3 separate regions of the Homo sapiens genome follow, and all the other regions are linked to region 3. The links are chromatin contacts, found by Hi-C or POLR2A ChIA-PET in ENCODE. All regions are on one chromosome and are shown on one strand. Each heading gives the region's core, a stretch centred on a gene start or an enhancer-like site at or near the end of the contact. The rest is flanking DNA. Distances are from core to core; before and after follow the strand shown.

The links. A loop is a pair of places that touch in the nucleus more often than their neighbours do. ChIA-PET counts read pairs that join two places held with the same protein, here RNA polymerase II (POLR2A). Pooled maps may share reads with other maps.
Region 1: a loop to region 3 is called in a map of CD8-positive, alpha-beta T cell, with 5 times the contacts of the local background. The contact joins two enhancer-like sites. A Hi-C loop is called at or near these places in 11 of 168 maps with a recorded cell type or tissue (CD4-positive, alpha-beta T cell, CD4-positive, alpha-beta memory T cell, CD8-positive, alpha-beta T cell and 6 more), 1 of 37 single-sample maps with no recorded cell type and 10 of 50 pooled maps. POLR2A ChIA-PET finds 5 or more read pairs at or near these places in 11 of 52 experiments (CD4-positive, alpha-beta T cell, CD8-positive, alpha-beta T cell, H1 and 7 more).
Region 2: a map of heart left ventricle shows a loop between it and region 3 (3-fold over the local background). The contact joins two enhancer-like sites. A Hi-C loop is called at or near these places in 1 of 168 maps with a recorded cell type or tissue (heart left ventricle) and 1 of 50 pooled maps. POLR2A ChIA-PET finds 5 or more read pairs at or near these places in 2 of 52 experiments (B cell and naive thymus-derived CD4-positive, alpha-beta T cell).

The regions. Positions count from the first base shown.
Region 1 is chr17:20,225,390-20,230,300 of GRCh38, forward strand. It overlaps SPECC1 (sperm antigen with calponin homology and coiled-coil domains 1), which reads left to right. Exons shown (of 15, transcript NM_001243439.2): 5 at 2,024-2,231. Among named protein-coding and RNA genes, the nearest start is that of FAM106B, 190 kb to the right of the region's middle. Within about 2 kb of position 1,567, at least 3 of the 41 ENCODE cell types and tissues checked have a DNase peak (open chromatin) inside an H3K27ac peak, as active enhancers do.
Region 2 is chr17:20,204,452-20,209,404 of GRCh38, forward strand. It overlaps SPECC1 (sperm antigen with calponin homology and coiled-coil domains 1), which reads left to right. Exons shown (of 15, transcript NM_001243439.2): 4 at 1-1,461. Among named protein-coding and RNA genes, the nearest start is that of SPECC1, 200 kb to the left of the region's middle. Within about 2 kb of position 2,325, at least 3 of the 41 ENCODE cell types and tissues checked have a DNase peak (open chromatin) inside an H3K27ac peak, as active enhancers do.
Region 3 is chr17:20,264,341-20,269,243 of GRCh38, forward strand. The region is part of intron 12 of SPECC1 (sperm antigen with calponin homology and coiled-coil domains 1); the gene reads left to right. Among named protein-coding and RNA genes, the nearest start is that of FAM106B, 150 kb to the right of the region's middle. Within about 2 kb of position 3,396, at least 2 of the 41 ENCODE cell types and tissues checked have a DNase peak (open chromatin) inside an H3K27ac peak, as active enhancers do.

The DNA.
Region 1 (4,911 bases), core at 317-2,816, 41 kb before region 3:
AAAGTGCTTTAGCCCACAGAGGTAGGGCTTGCCAGAACTCAGATTCTCACTGGAATGGAAGATTCCCCTCTGGCTAGGGCTGGTCTAAATGCTCCTTTTATGGGTGCTGGCTGAATTCTGTCCTGTGTTGCTTTCTGCTGTGATGGGACAGCACCAAATTCCAATGCAATCTCACAATCATTGTGCTTTCCCTCCCCCGGGGTGCACAGATGCTGTCTCTCTACCATGTGGTTGCTGCCAAGGGATGAGGGAGAGGGGATGTTGGAGAGTCAAGACGGTCTTTCCTCCCCTCTCCGGTGCATCTTTCCTTGATATGATGTGTTAAAACCAGGCACTGTGATCGTTCATCTGATTTTTGGTTCTTATGAAGATGCTTTCTTACGTGGATAGCAGTTCCATTTGGTGTTCCTGCAGGGAAGCCATTGCTGGAGGATCCTTTTTGGCCATGTTGTTCTGTCTCCAGGTCTCTCCTCCTTTCCTTATCCTTTGTCACAATTTCCCAGTGAATGATCCTGCAGTGCTGCCTCCCAGTGTTCATTCAATCATTCATCAAATATTCATTAAATGCCTCCTGTGTGTGATGCTGTGTAGATACTAGGGGTGCAATGGTGAATTAAACAGACAAGGTCCCTATTCCCATAGAGCTTATAGCCAGAAGGTTTTGCACATGAAATGTAATTGGAAAAAAATTTCATTTCATACAAAGAAACCCCACCCCCAGCGCCAGATTACCTGGTAAATATACAGCTATTTAGTAATGTTAATTAAAGGACTGTAGAAAAGGGACAATGATGTTTATTGCAGCATTTTTGTAATAATAAAATAATATAGTCAAACAGTGGAATACTATGCACCAATTAAAGTAATGACTTAGCATGATGTGTATCAGTGTGGATACATTTCAAAAACACAGTTAAAATGCAGGAGCATAGTAAGCATAGTATTGTAGAGGACAAAGCATATTACCATGTTATAAATGCAGAATAATACAGATACAGTATAATCCACTGCAAAAGCACAATATAGTGTAGCATTGTGTAAAAGGACAATACTATGTATTGTCATGGACACATGCATATATAGTAAAAGTGAAAAACCATTCAAGGATTGACCACATACCAATTTTAGGATAATGCTTATTACTCTCTGAGGTAGGAGGGAAGATTGAGGTTTTAAAAAATTCTTATTAAAGTAAAAAGATTTTGCAAATGTGACAACATTTAACCATTGTTAAGTCTGTTTGGTGCATGATTATTATTTTTGGTGCTTTTCTGTGTATTTAAAATGTTTAACAATTAAAAAATTGAACAGATGAAGCGATTGTGCCGTGCCACTTTTCTGCTTCTGTGTATGTACGTTTTTGTGTGCCTTCCGCCGACATTCTCTATCACATTTTTGCTGTGATAGAGCATGAATGTGATAGAGAATCTTTAGAGTTTCCTCTAAAGAAGCATTGCAGCCCCAAGTATCTTATCTCTAAGGGAACCTGGGGGTGTGCAGATTAGCCTGGCTTCAGGGTTGTTGTTCACAGCTCAGCAGCAGAGGGCGCTGCTCCATAGCAGATGTGCGGTGGGGGTGGCCACACCAGGCAGCTCTCTTGGTGCAGGGCCAGTGCCTCCCAGGGAAGCACTGCTCTCCCAGGGAAGCACTGCTCTCCCCAGCTGTGGGAAAGAGGAATATTTAAGTACGTGCAGATTCCCTCCTGCTTGTAGGAGGGGGCACAGAATCCAGCCATTTGGAAGCATACATCGTGTTTCTCTGACTATTCACAGCCTTGGCTGTTTCTGAGGCTAAGAATGCAAGAAACAGCACATGCCAAGGGCGTCTTTGCTACTATGTCCGTGAGCCTGCTGCTGACTTGTGGGGAGCTTTTCGTAATGTTTTATTTTAGATTGAAGAGGTTCATGTTCAGGTTTGTTACATGGGTATATTGCATCATGGTGGGGCTTGGCCTTCTAGTGTACAGATCACTGTGGGAATTTTTTTGTTGTTAACTGACCAAGGAACCTTCCTTTTATTTTAGGTGGAAAAGGATTATTCATACCTGAAGGAGATATGTGATCACCAAGCCGAACAGCTGAGCAGAACCAGCCTAAAGCTGCAAGAAAAAGCATCAGAGAGTGATGCAGAGATCAAAGACATGAAAGAAACCATATTTGAATTGGAAGATCAGGTGGAACAGCACCGGGCTGTCAAGTTACACAATAATCAACTCATCAGTGAGCTAGAAAGTAAGTGGGGTCTGCCAGGCATGGTGGCTCACACCTATAATCCCAGCACTTTGGGAGGCTGAGGCAGGAGGATCACCTGAGGTCAGAAGTTCGAGACCCAGCCTGACCAACATGGTGAAACCCTGTCTCTACTAAAAATACAAAATTAGCCGGGCGTGGTGGTGGGCGCCTGTAATCCCAGCTACTCAGGAGGCTGAGGCAGGAGAATCACTTGAACGCAGGAGGCGGAGGTTGCAGTGAGCCGAGATTGCGCCACTGCAAAAGAAAGCAAATGAGGTCAAGCCCAGGAGAAATGTGGAATGGAGCTGAGTAGGACACTAAAGAAACCAGCAGCAGTGGGTGACGAGGGGGGGTGGGTTTGACTGTATGTTGGCTGGGGTTTATGAAGTCTCTCATTTGAGTGCGCTGTAATCTCCTAGGAAGAATGTCACCTAAGAAACAATCATTAATCTCCAGTTTAAAAACTAGAGATTAAGAGATCAATGATCATAGCAGTTGAAAACTGGGATGACAGAAGAACAGGCTGTTGAACATGAGTCAGCAGTGTGTAGGTGATTGCGAAAAATAGAAATGCTTTTCATTTTGTTTTTTTTAAGAAGTCTTGCTCTATCACCCTGGCTGGAGTGCAGTGGTGCAGTTGTAGCTCACTGCAGCCTCAAACTCCTGGGCTCAGGTGATCCTCCTGGCCTCTCAAAGCACTGGGATTACAGGTGTGAGCCACCGTATTGAGCTGCAAATGTTTTTTGGCTGTGCTGGATGTGTTTTGTGTGAGCCATGCTACTGCTGCTGTCTCCAGGCAGCCTGATCAGCTTGAAGGCCACATGTTAGGATACTTTAGCTGTGACTGTGAGAGTTCACAGGGACCCTTCCTAAGGATATTTTGCAGGGTAGGAGAAGGTTATTCAGAAGAAATTGCTTGCCAGTCATCAAGTACTGACACTGTGTTATCTCTTGTATCTGACAGAGATGGATGATAGGTATCAGAGTGGATGAACAATGTGTGCTCTTGGTCTAAGGGAGAAAACAATTCCCGCATGTGTCCCATTGGTGGTAGGATATCAAGTAACTTCTAGATGTTTGCCACTTAGTTGCTGAAGAGACATCAGCATATGGCTTATTTATGAACTCATAGTTTGCTTTGAATTGGGAAAGAAATTTTTAAAAGAGATTAAACATTACCTTCTTTGTCCAAATAAGCCTTACCAAATTATCACATCTAATGTGTTTTCTTTTGTAACAAAAGATTTAATGCACAAAGCATTTAGTCACACCAGCCATTACTAAGAATAGCTTGGTCAGTTGCCTGAGAAGTTCCTTACCCCATGCAGTCGATCCTCCTTATTCACAGATTTCACATTGGTGAATTCATCTGCTTGATAAAACGTATTTTAACCCCAAAACCAATACACAGAGCACTTCCACAGTCATTTTCAGACATGCACAGAGAAGTGAAAAGGTTGTGTCATCCAGTGCTTATGTTCCCAACTCGGGTCAGACAGAGACACTTGGCCTTCTCATACTGTACATGTGTCTTTTTTACAGTCTGCTTAATACCATGCTTTTAACATTTTTGTGCTTTTGTTTTTGGTGACTTTGCTATTTAAAATGGCCCTGAGTGCAGTGCTGTCCACTGTCCCCAAGCACAGTGAGGTTGAGACGCACCTACAGAGAAAACACGTGTATTAGGGAAGCTTCATGCAGACGCAAGCTCTTGTCCCGTTGTGCGTGAGTTCGGTGTTATTGAATCAACAAAGCGCATCAGGCTAAGTGCAGTGACCTCATCCCTGTAATCTCAGCACTTTGGGAGACTGAGGCAGGAGGATCGATTGAGCCCAGGAGTTCGAGACCAGCCTGGGCAACATAGTGAGACCCTGTCTTGACAAAAAAATAAAATAAAATAAAAACTAGCCACGTGTGGTGGCGCATGCCTTTAGTCCCAGCTTCTCTGGAGGCTGAGGTGGGAGGATCCCTTGAGCCTGAAAGGCTGAGACTGCAGTGAACCAAGATTGTGCCACTGCACTCCAGCCTGGGCAATAGAGCAAGACTGCATCTCTAAAAAAATAAAAAAACCAAACCAAACAAAAAAGCCCAATACGGTGCATCAGAGAAAGGGAGAAGTTTGACAATATGTATATAAGGCTGCCCTGAGACATGCTAAAGCGATGTGCTAAAGCAGCCAAATTCATGGATTTGTGAGATGACAGCCAGTTTTAAAAAGCTGTGGGCAATATTGTTGTGTGGCTGAAAACCAAAGCAATATTTGTTCACATCACCCAGGGTCAGGAAAATGTTAACCCCTTCTTGGCTAGTGCTGGTTGGCTCCCAAGTTTCAAAAGGCCATAAAGTGTGAGAAAGGTTAACCTTGCAGGCAGGGGAGGTTCTGCAGATCAGGAGGCTGAAGAAGAATTTAAAAATACTTGCTAAGTGTTATTCAGGAAGAGGAAAAAAGGAAAGAGTGGGTTTCCATGGTTGATGAGCCTGGCTTGTTTATAGAGACATTGGCAGATACGTCTATATAATGCAAATGGCATTTTAGTTGATGAGAATGTTGTGACCAGAGGCTTGCAGGAACCTAACCTGTATTTTTCCTAGAGACAATAGTTCGGTGTTTGCTGATTTGGTGTGCATGGCAACTCTCTGCAACTACCATGATTATTAGAATTGACTATGTATTTCAGAC
Region 2 (4,953 bases), core at 1,075-3,574, 61 kb before region 3:
CCAACTTCTTCCAACACTCCCACTCCTACGAAACACCTGAGGACCCCTTCCACAAAGCCCAAGCAAGAGAATGAAGGTGGAGAAAAGGCTGCGCTTGAGTCCCAAGTTCGGGAACTTTTGGCAGAAGCCAAAGCAAAAGATAGTGAAATTAACAGGCTTCGAAGTGAACTAAAGAAATACAAAGAGAAAAGGACTCTGAACGCTGAGGGGACTGATGCTTTGGGCCCAAATGTCGATGGAACATCAGTCTCCCCAGGTGACACGGAACCTATGATAAGAGCTCTTGAGGAGAAGAACAAGAACTTTCAGAAAGAGCTTTCCGATCTAGAGGAAGAAAACCGGGTCCTGAAGGAGAAACTGATCTATCTTGAGCACTCCCCAAATTCAGAAGGGGCAGCAAGTCACACTGGCGACAGCAGCTGCCCAACATCCATAACTCAAGAGTCAAGCTTCGGAAGCCCAACTGGAAATCAGATGTCCAGTGACATTGATGAGTATAAAAAAAACATACATGGAAATGCATTACGGACATCAGGCTCCTCAAGTAGCGATGTTACCAAAGCTTCTTTGTCGCCAGATGCTTCCGACTTTGAGCACATTACAGCAGAGACACCCTCAAGGCCCCTGTCCTCCACCAGTAACCCCTTTAAGAGTTCAAAGTGTTCTACTGCTGGGAGTTCCCCAAACAGCGTAAGTGAATTGTCCCTGGCTTCCCTCACAGAGAAGATACAAAAGATGGAAGAAAACCACCATAGCACTGCAGAAGAACTACAGGCTACTCTACAAGAATTATCAGACCAGCAACAAATGGTACAGGAATTGACAGCTGAAAATGAGAAGCTGGTGGATGAAAAGACGATTTTAGAGACATCCTTTCATCAGCATCGAGAGAGGGCAGAGCAGCTAAGTCAAGAAAATGAGAAGCTGATGAATCTTTTACAAGAGCGAGTAAAGAATGAAGAGCCCACCACTCAGGAAGGAAAAATTATTGAACTGGAGCAGAAGTGCACAGGTATTCTTGAACAGGGCCGCTTTGAAAGAGAGAAGCTACTCAACATTCAGCAGCAGTTGACCTGTAGCTTGCGGAAGGTTGAGGAAGAAAACCAAGGAGCTTTAGAAATGATTAAACGTCTGAAGGAAGAAAATGAAAAACTGAATGAGTTTCTAGAACTGGAACGGCATAATAATAACATGATGGCCAAAACTTTGGAAGAGTGTAGAGTTACCTTGGAAGGGCTAAAAATGGAGAATGGATCTTTGAAGTCTCATTTGCAGGGTGAGAAGCAGAAAGCCACAGAGGCCAGTGCTGTGGAGCAGACGGCAGAGAGCTGCGAAGTTCAAGAAATGTTGAAAGTAGCCCGAGCAGAGAAAGATCTACTGGAACTGTCTTGCAATGAGCTCAGACAAGAATTACTAAAGGCAAACGGTGAAATTAAACATGTTTCCAGTCTGCTGGCCAAGGTGAGAAGAGACAGCTCTTTACTGGTATTTGCTCATCCTTGTTCACATTTCTGCCCTTAACCTCTAAATTCACAGAGCACAGAGAAGCATTTGCTTAGTCTGTTTCATTCACGAAGCCAGCATTCCAGCTTGAAGGCCTGTTAGATTGCACACAGGTTGGGATTGGGGGATACAAAAAGGAAACACCCAAATTTCTGATTATGGGCGGTTCAAAATGTGGGGATGTAGAGTCAAATCAGAGTATGATGCAGTGATAAAAGAATATCATACAGCCTATGCCCAGGCTCTAGTCTAGTGCAAAGGAGGGGCATCTGGTGTAACGTGGGGGTTGGGCGTAGCACAGAAGGACTTCCTGGAAGAAATAGCAACTGAGCTGAGTTCTGAAGATTGAGTGGGAGTTTGCCAGTCTGTCAGCATGCTTTTAGCTGCCAGTAACAGAAAATGAAATCACTCCCAATTTTCAACTAAAATATTACCACTATTTTGGTGTTTTCTTCCAGATATATGTGTGTGTATGTGTATCATACAAGTTACACAAATTTATAATCATCCTGTACATGTTATTAACTTTTTTTGCATTTGACATTTTAGAAATATTAAAACTTTTCTCAGCATATTCCTATCATTAAATATTCATTTAAACATTATTTTAAAGGCCAGATACTATTTTAATATAAATATTTCATATTTACCCTGTTGTTGAACATACATGTATTGTCAAACATTTGTGGTCTTTCCAGTCTTTCAATATTATAAATACTTTTTTATATCTATCTTACTGTTTATTTAGGAAAAATTCCTAGACGATGACTTACCGAGTCAAAGAGTATAAACATTTTAAAGACTTTCAACACATTCAGCCAGATTGCCCTTCAGAAATATTATGCCAGTTTATTCATCCTAGCGGTCATGAGATCATGAGCTTTCCTGAGCCTTTGCCAGCACTTGGTATTACATTGTTATATCATTTAAATCTGTTAATCATTTCATTTTTTTAACCTTTTTTGCTTGGGAAGATCTTCCATAGCCCAAGAGCAAATAACTTTTCTCAACACTTTAATCAGCCTGTAATTTTGTTTTTGATGCAAGAATTGTGGTGATTTTATGATATTCTGCCCACCTCCCAGAGCAGTGCTGGAGAGGTGCAGAGAGATGGCCTCCTATTTCTTGTTCCCTCCAAGTTCTGGGTCTGATTTAGGGATCTACTGGCAAGAGAGATTCAAAACATCTTCCTACCTTAGTTTAGGGGTTGTCATTGTTTCAAGGAGCAAATTATGCCATGAGCTCTCAGGGAGATTTTTCTCCACTGCTTCGTCTGTCTTAAGATGAGTCTGTTGCAGCCTGATTCTGCAATTTGGCCATCTGATGAGCTTAGTGGTGGGTCATGTTAAGGAGTTTCTCTCTTTGTCTGTATTCTAAATTTGTAGGTATTTTATTGAAAGTACGGAAGTAATTCCATTAGAGGTTACTAGTCAGGCTTGGCATTGGGTTTTAATATCTTGTGGAGTAAGATTATTCTTTTTTTACTTTAAGATTACTCACTACTCTCTGGCAAAATGTTTTATCTCCCATGTGCACCTTCTTGAAGTTCTTTATCAGTCCCTCTGTGTTTTTGGTAGTTTGGCATTACATTAAATGTGCATATCAGTGAGAAATAATTTGACATCTTAAAAATAGCTTATTTTTTTCTGATCATAAAATATTTTTATTACAGACGATTTAAAAAGTACAGAAAAGTATAAAAAAGAAAAGTATTACCTTTAATTTCACCACTTGGAGAAAAACTGCTAACCTTTTGCTGTATGTCCTTTCAGGCCTTTTCTCAGTTTATACATGTTTGAGCATGCATAAAAACTTGCATTGATATGATTATGATATTTTGTCTTCCTATCCAGAAGAGTAGAGTATGTCTGTCCACATTCCATTACAAAGAATCAGTTGGATTAGTTTATCTATTCCACTATTAATCTGTTTCTGATTAACTTGTTTCTACTTTTATCTTTATTAATTTTTTTGTCTTATTTTTTGTACATTTTGGTTTCTTGACTAAAATTCTTTGTTCATTTAACTTTTTTTTATCCTTGGTTGATAATGAAAGCATTTAAAGTTATAGCTTTGGTAAATAGAGGCAATAAAATCTGGAATCTTCTGGAATAAACTAAATGTAATTTAAAGGAAAGTGTGCATTTTCTGTAGAGTGCAAGGCACAACATATATGTTTAAAATCAAACTGTTATTATTCATGTATCCTACATCTTACTGCATGCTAACTAGAAGTATCAAATACTGATAGTAAGAAGGGAAAGGTCCTAGCTAGTATTTTTAGGTGAGAGTTTGAGGTAAAGATGGGGGCATGCTATCACATAGGGTTTCTTGTATATCTATCAAGACCCTAGGTTTGTGATTTTGTGCTGTCTTATGTGCACAGAGACTGATTTGTAATTGCAGTGGACTTGTAACATACTAATCTTCCTACCCTTTTACATTACTGTAGAAAAAGCAAAACATAGACCTCCTAAATGGACTAATACTGATTGTATCTCTACCACAGACTATCAAGTAATCTGCCAACAACCATGAATTTAAATGATAATACTTAAGAGACTCATGTCCAAAGGATAACAGGAGAAGTTTTAGCACAAAACTATGATGAAGGGTCTAACATGCTGGACTGGGTCCTCTTGACTTACCCAGTGAGCAATGATGTGACCTTGGGCAGGCCCCTTTACATTGTGCAATGTCGAATAGAAGCGTGACGGTGGATGGATCCTGGTCTCGTATCTAATTCCAAGGGAAGCATTTAACATTTAATTATGATGTATGTTTTTTGTAGGCATTTGGTACATACCTTTTATTATGTTATGCAAGTATTTGCTAAGAGGTGTTTTGTTTGGTGGTTTATTTTTAGAGACAGGTTCTCGTTTTGTCACTTAGGCTGGAGTGTAGTGGCGATTATAGCTCACTGCAGCCTTGAACTCCTGGGCTCAAGCAATCCTCCCACCTCAGCCTTTCTGGGTAGCTGGGACTGCAGCCAGGCACCACCATGCCTGACTACTTGGCTTGTTTTTAAAGGATGAGGATTGAATTTTTTCTACAGCTAATGACGTGATCTGATAGTTTTTATGTAATCAAGTTTTTTTCTCCTCTAACTTGTTAGTGAGGCAAGTTATAACAACAGATTTTCTAAGGTGCTCTAGTGTAAAATCATGCTTGCATTCCTGGGGTAAATCCTAATTCTTCAGTTTTCAGTGGTTTCACTTGACTTTTTGCTGAGAACTTCCAAATATAGCTGCCTTCAGCAGGTATCGGAGTAACTGTCCTGTTGAGCACCAAGCAACAACGTGTACCCCATGAGCAGTGCATTCATCCACTCTAATGCTTGGCGAAAGGTGAATATTATTAAAAAGGATACAATAAGCTATTTACAAAAGGGGAAAGTGGTGCCAAACCATCCTATGATCTAATAGATTCCGTAAATCTATGTAAGTTTCA
Region 3 (4,903 bases), core at 2,146-4,645:
TAGTAAGCATAGTACTCTGTAGGTAGGTTTTCAACTCAGGCCTTCTTCCCTTCCTCCCTTGTCTAGTAGTCCCCAGTATCTATTGTTGCCATCCATGTGGCTTTTTTTGGAGACGGATTTTTTTTTTTTTTTTTTTTTTTTTTTTTTTTGAGACAGAGTCTCACTCTGTCACCCAGTCTGGGGTGCAGTGGCACAATCTCAGGTCACTGCAACTTCCACCTCCCAGGTTCTAGCAATTCTCCTGCCTTAGCCTCCCAAGTAGCTGGGACTACAGGTGCACCCCACCACACCTGGCTAATTTTTGTATTTTTAGTAGAGACAGGGTTTCGCCATGTTGGCTAGGCTGGTCTCGAACTCCTGACCTCAGGTGATCCGCCCACCTTGACCTCCCAAAGTGCTGGGATTACAGGTTCACACCTGTAATATACATAAAGGGCTACTGGATACATATACATAAAAAGGGCCACTGCACCTGGCCCTTTATATCCATATGTACTCAACGTTTAGCTCCCACTTATAAGTGAGATGTGGTATTTGGTTTTCTGTTCCTGCGTTAGTTTGCTTAGAATAGTGGCCTCCAGCTGCATCCATGTTTTTGTTCTTTTATATGGACATGATTTTTGTTCTTTTTTATGGCTGTGTATTTCCATGGTGTATATTTACCACATTTTCTTTATCCAACCCACTGTTGGTGGGTACTTAGGTTGATTTTATGTTTTTTCTACTGTGAACAGTGCTGCAATGAACATACGAGTGGTAGAACGACTTATTTTTCTTTGGGTATATACCTAGTCATGGGATTGCTGGGTCAAATGTTCTATTTTTAGTACCTTGAGAAATCTCCAAACTGCTTTCCACAGGGGCTGAACTAATTTTATTCCCACCAGCAGTGTATAAGCATTTCTTTTTCTCCATGGCCTCGCTAGCGTCTGCTATTTTTTGGCTTTTTAATAATAGCCTCCTGGCTAGTGTTAGATGGTATCTCATTGTGGTTTTGATTCGTATTTCTTTGAAGATTAGGGATGTTGAGCGTGTTTTCATGTTTATTGAATGTATATATGTCTTCTTTTGAGAGGTGACTGTTCATTTCCTTTGCCTATTTTTTAATGGGGTTATTTGGTTTTTGCTTGTGGATTTAAGTTCTTATAGATTCTGGATATTAGATGCATAGTTTGTGAATATTTCTTCCCATTCTATGGGTTGTCTGTTAACTCTGTTGATAGCTTCTTTTGCTGTGAAGGAACTCTTTAGTTTAGTTAGATTCCACTTGTCAATTTTTTATTTTGCTGCACTTGCTTTTGGGGACTTAGCCAAAAATTCTTTGCTAAGGCCAATGTTGAAAAAGTTATTTCCTAGGTTTTCTTCTAGGATTTTTATAGTTCGAAGTCTTATATTTAAATCTGTAATCCATTTTAAGTTAATTTTTATATGTAGTGACAGGTAGAGGTCTAGTTTCTATCTTCTGCGTATGGTCAGCCAGTCATCCCAGCAGCATTTGCTGAATAGGGAATTCTCTTCCCATTGCTTGTTTTTGTCAAAGATCAGATGATTATAGGTTTGCAGCTCTATTTCTGGATACTCTAACTTGTGTATGTGTCTGTTTTTATACCAGTGCCATGCTGTTTTGGTTACTGTAGCCTTAGAATATAACATGAACTCAGGCAATGCGAGTCTCCAGCTTTGATCTTCTTACTTAAGATTGCTTTGGCTATTCAGACTCTGTTTTGGTTCCATATGAATTTTAGAATAGTTTTTTCTAATTCTTTGAAAAATGACATTTGTAGTTTGATAGGAATACCATTGAATCTGTAAAGTGCTTTGGGCAGTATAGCCATTTGAATGATACTGATTTTTCCAATCCATGAGCATGGAATGTTTCTCCATTTATTTGTGTCATAGCTGGTTTCTTTCAGCCTCCTTCCATATATTGTTCAGCTCCAGGTAATATTGTAGGTGCTGGGGGCCGGGCGCGGTGACTCACGCCTGTAATCCCAGCACTTTGGGAGGCTGAGGCGGGTGGATCACAAGGTCGGGAGATCGACACCATCCTGGCTAACATGGTGAAACCCCGTCTCTACTAAAAAATACAAAAAATTAGCCGGGCGTGGTGGCACGCACCTGTGGTCCCAGCTGCTCGGGAGGCTGAGGTAGGGGAATGGCGTGAACCCGGGAGGCGGAGCTTGCGGTGAGCCGAGATAGCGCCACTGCACTCCAGCCTGGGCGACAGAGCAAGACTCCGTCTCAAAAAATATATATATATATTGTAGGTCCTGGGGATTCCACAGTGAATGAAACAGGCAACAGTCCCTGCTCTCATGGAACTTAAATCCTCATGGGGTCTGGCAGTTAACTGAAATAAAAGGTAACATATGTACGGTATTTGAAGGTTGTATTGCCGTGGAGAGAAATAAAGCAGGGAAGGAGGGTTGGGAATGTTGGGTGAATGGTACAATTTATACATAGTGGTCAGGGAGATGACATTTGAGCACTTGCTCCCCTCTCTTGAAGGGCTTTGGTGTCTGCATGAAGCTTTATTTCCCACCAAGGCCTAGGTGTGGAGGGTCAGAGTAAGGAGGTCATTACTGTCGTTACTGTGCCAATAGAAGCTGAAGTGACACACGGTGGTCGACCCAGGTCAGCAGCACTGGGAAGTGAGCATCGCAGCCAGACCCACCTGCCGAGCTCCGGGCCAACTGCCTGACATCTCGAGTGGCCCAGGATTGAGACCCAGTGAAAGGATGTGAGTTTGCCCTCACTACGAAGTGAGGCCCAGTTCACTAAGCTCAAAATGGCGCTCCTAGGAGGCCCTTCCTCACATTCTGCTCAACTCATACACACTGGTGTCTTTTTGGAATAAGTCACTCCTGGAAAGGCCCTCTAAATTACTCTCAGTCCTCAAATTTCATACTCCTGATGTGTGTTGGCTGTTTTCCAAGCCAAGGGCAGGCCTGACTCAGATAACTCCTACCCCTCCCTTTCTTTCATCTGAAAGTCTAGTTTAAGCTCCTAGTTTTCTGTTACGATGGAGAGATTTCCATTTGTAATTTCCAGTAAGAATTCTGAAGGGACAGAAAGTCGGGAGGGTAGGTGTGACAGGAAGAATTCTGAAGATAACCCCCATGACTCTCCATGGTAGAATGTCCTCCTCTTTATATGACACAGGGAGATGGTCTGGATATGCCCACTAATCACAAACCCCTGTAGAAGCCAAGTGATGTCTCTGGCTTGTGGCAGAAGTTGGGGAAATTCAAAGCATGAGAAGGACTCTGATTGTTCTTGGTGGTTTGAAGAGGGAGGGGGCACGTGAGAAGGAGCCAAGAAGGGCCCCCTGGCTGGCAGCCAGCAGGAAACAGGGACTTTCTAGCACTAAAGCATTAGTGCTGAGGTCCTGGCCGTGCCCAGAAATTGCCATGTGGGTGCTCTGGAGTTTTGAGGTTGACAACTGCAAGTTGTGTGTAGTGCCACCGGGTCCTTTGTCTCCTCCTCTGTCCTGATGCCCTCAGACCTCAGCCAGGCCAGGGACGCTCAGTTTGCTTTGCCTTCTGCTTTCCCTCAGCTGGGGGATCTTGGGCTGGAAGTCACTCTGATGAACATGTGGAATTCAGCTCTAAGTCTCTCCTGAGTCCTCTGTTACCTCCCAGGAGGCATGATGAGGCACAGCTACCCTTCACCTCCATGGGTGGCATGAAGATACTTGCAAGTATCTTTTAGACGAAAATATATACCGGTATTTACTGTTACTTGAATTCCTGTTTGGTTCTTGCATTTCAGATCAAAAGAAAGAAGAGTTTAGATAGGGATTTACTTGAAAATGTATCTGTATCTGTTCCACTTTTGAAATTGTATGGCAAGAATTCAGATAGCAGGCGACACCTACACTATCATTAAGGGACAGATGACGTCTTTGAACCAGGTTTTAACCTGTTAGCTCAGACCTATATCTTCTTCTCTTTTGGAGAAAAAAAAATCAGTCTTTGTGTGTCCACACTGAATTTTGCTTTGAATCTGGAAAGAACACCCATGTTGCAGGCAACTTCTGTTGTTCTGTCTCTGAGTTCCCACAAACAAGCACTAAAATCTGCTTAGCCAATAGCAAGCAGCCTCTAAAATATCAGGTCACTTGGGGCTCTGTTTCTTATATTCTTTTTTGAGACAGATCTCTTGAAGGCTACACGCACAATTCAAAGAACATAAAGCCTTTGATTTATTTACTGCCATCAGAGTGGTCCTTTCCCTGACTTAGATGATAGAGTCTCAATAGCAGATGCGCGGCACTGTGGGCTTCCACTCTATTGAGGCCTTTTCTACCCACTTTCTCTGCTTCTGTACCGTTTCTGACACAGTGGTCTGTGAAGACATTTTCAGTGGCACAGGTGTTGTCCTACAACCTGTGACAACAGTGGAGTTTGTTTGCAAAATAAAGATGCAAGGCTTTCCCATGTTGTGGGAGACACAGTCCTCTCCTGGTGGCCGTGTTTCTGGTTGGTTTTCTCTCACGAGCCAGTGTGCTGTGGGGCACCCGCTCCCACTCCCACTCTCAGTGGTGTGTGCATGCCCAGAGGTATGAAACTTCAAGGAATAAAAGTGGCTTTCTGAACAAAAATATCAAAGTGTGTAGAGACCTGTCAGACTGTTCGCACAGCAGATGGGGAGGGACACGTTCTCCCACCTTAGTCTGCACAAACACCGAAGAAGCAGCCCTGACAAGTCTAAGCTGGGCACATCCCCAATTCCTTGGGAATTTTGGAAATAAAACTGAGAAAGATTACTCTAAAATATAAAGCCCAGATGCTATTGGCAGCCATGTTTTTGCCTCTGTGCAAAAAAGACTTAACCCAGTAGGCCTGGGACGGCTCTCTTTAGCAAGGCTGCTTGCAAGGCTGGCCCTTGGCTGGCGTCTGGG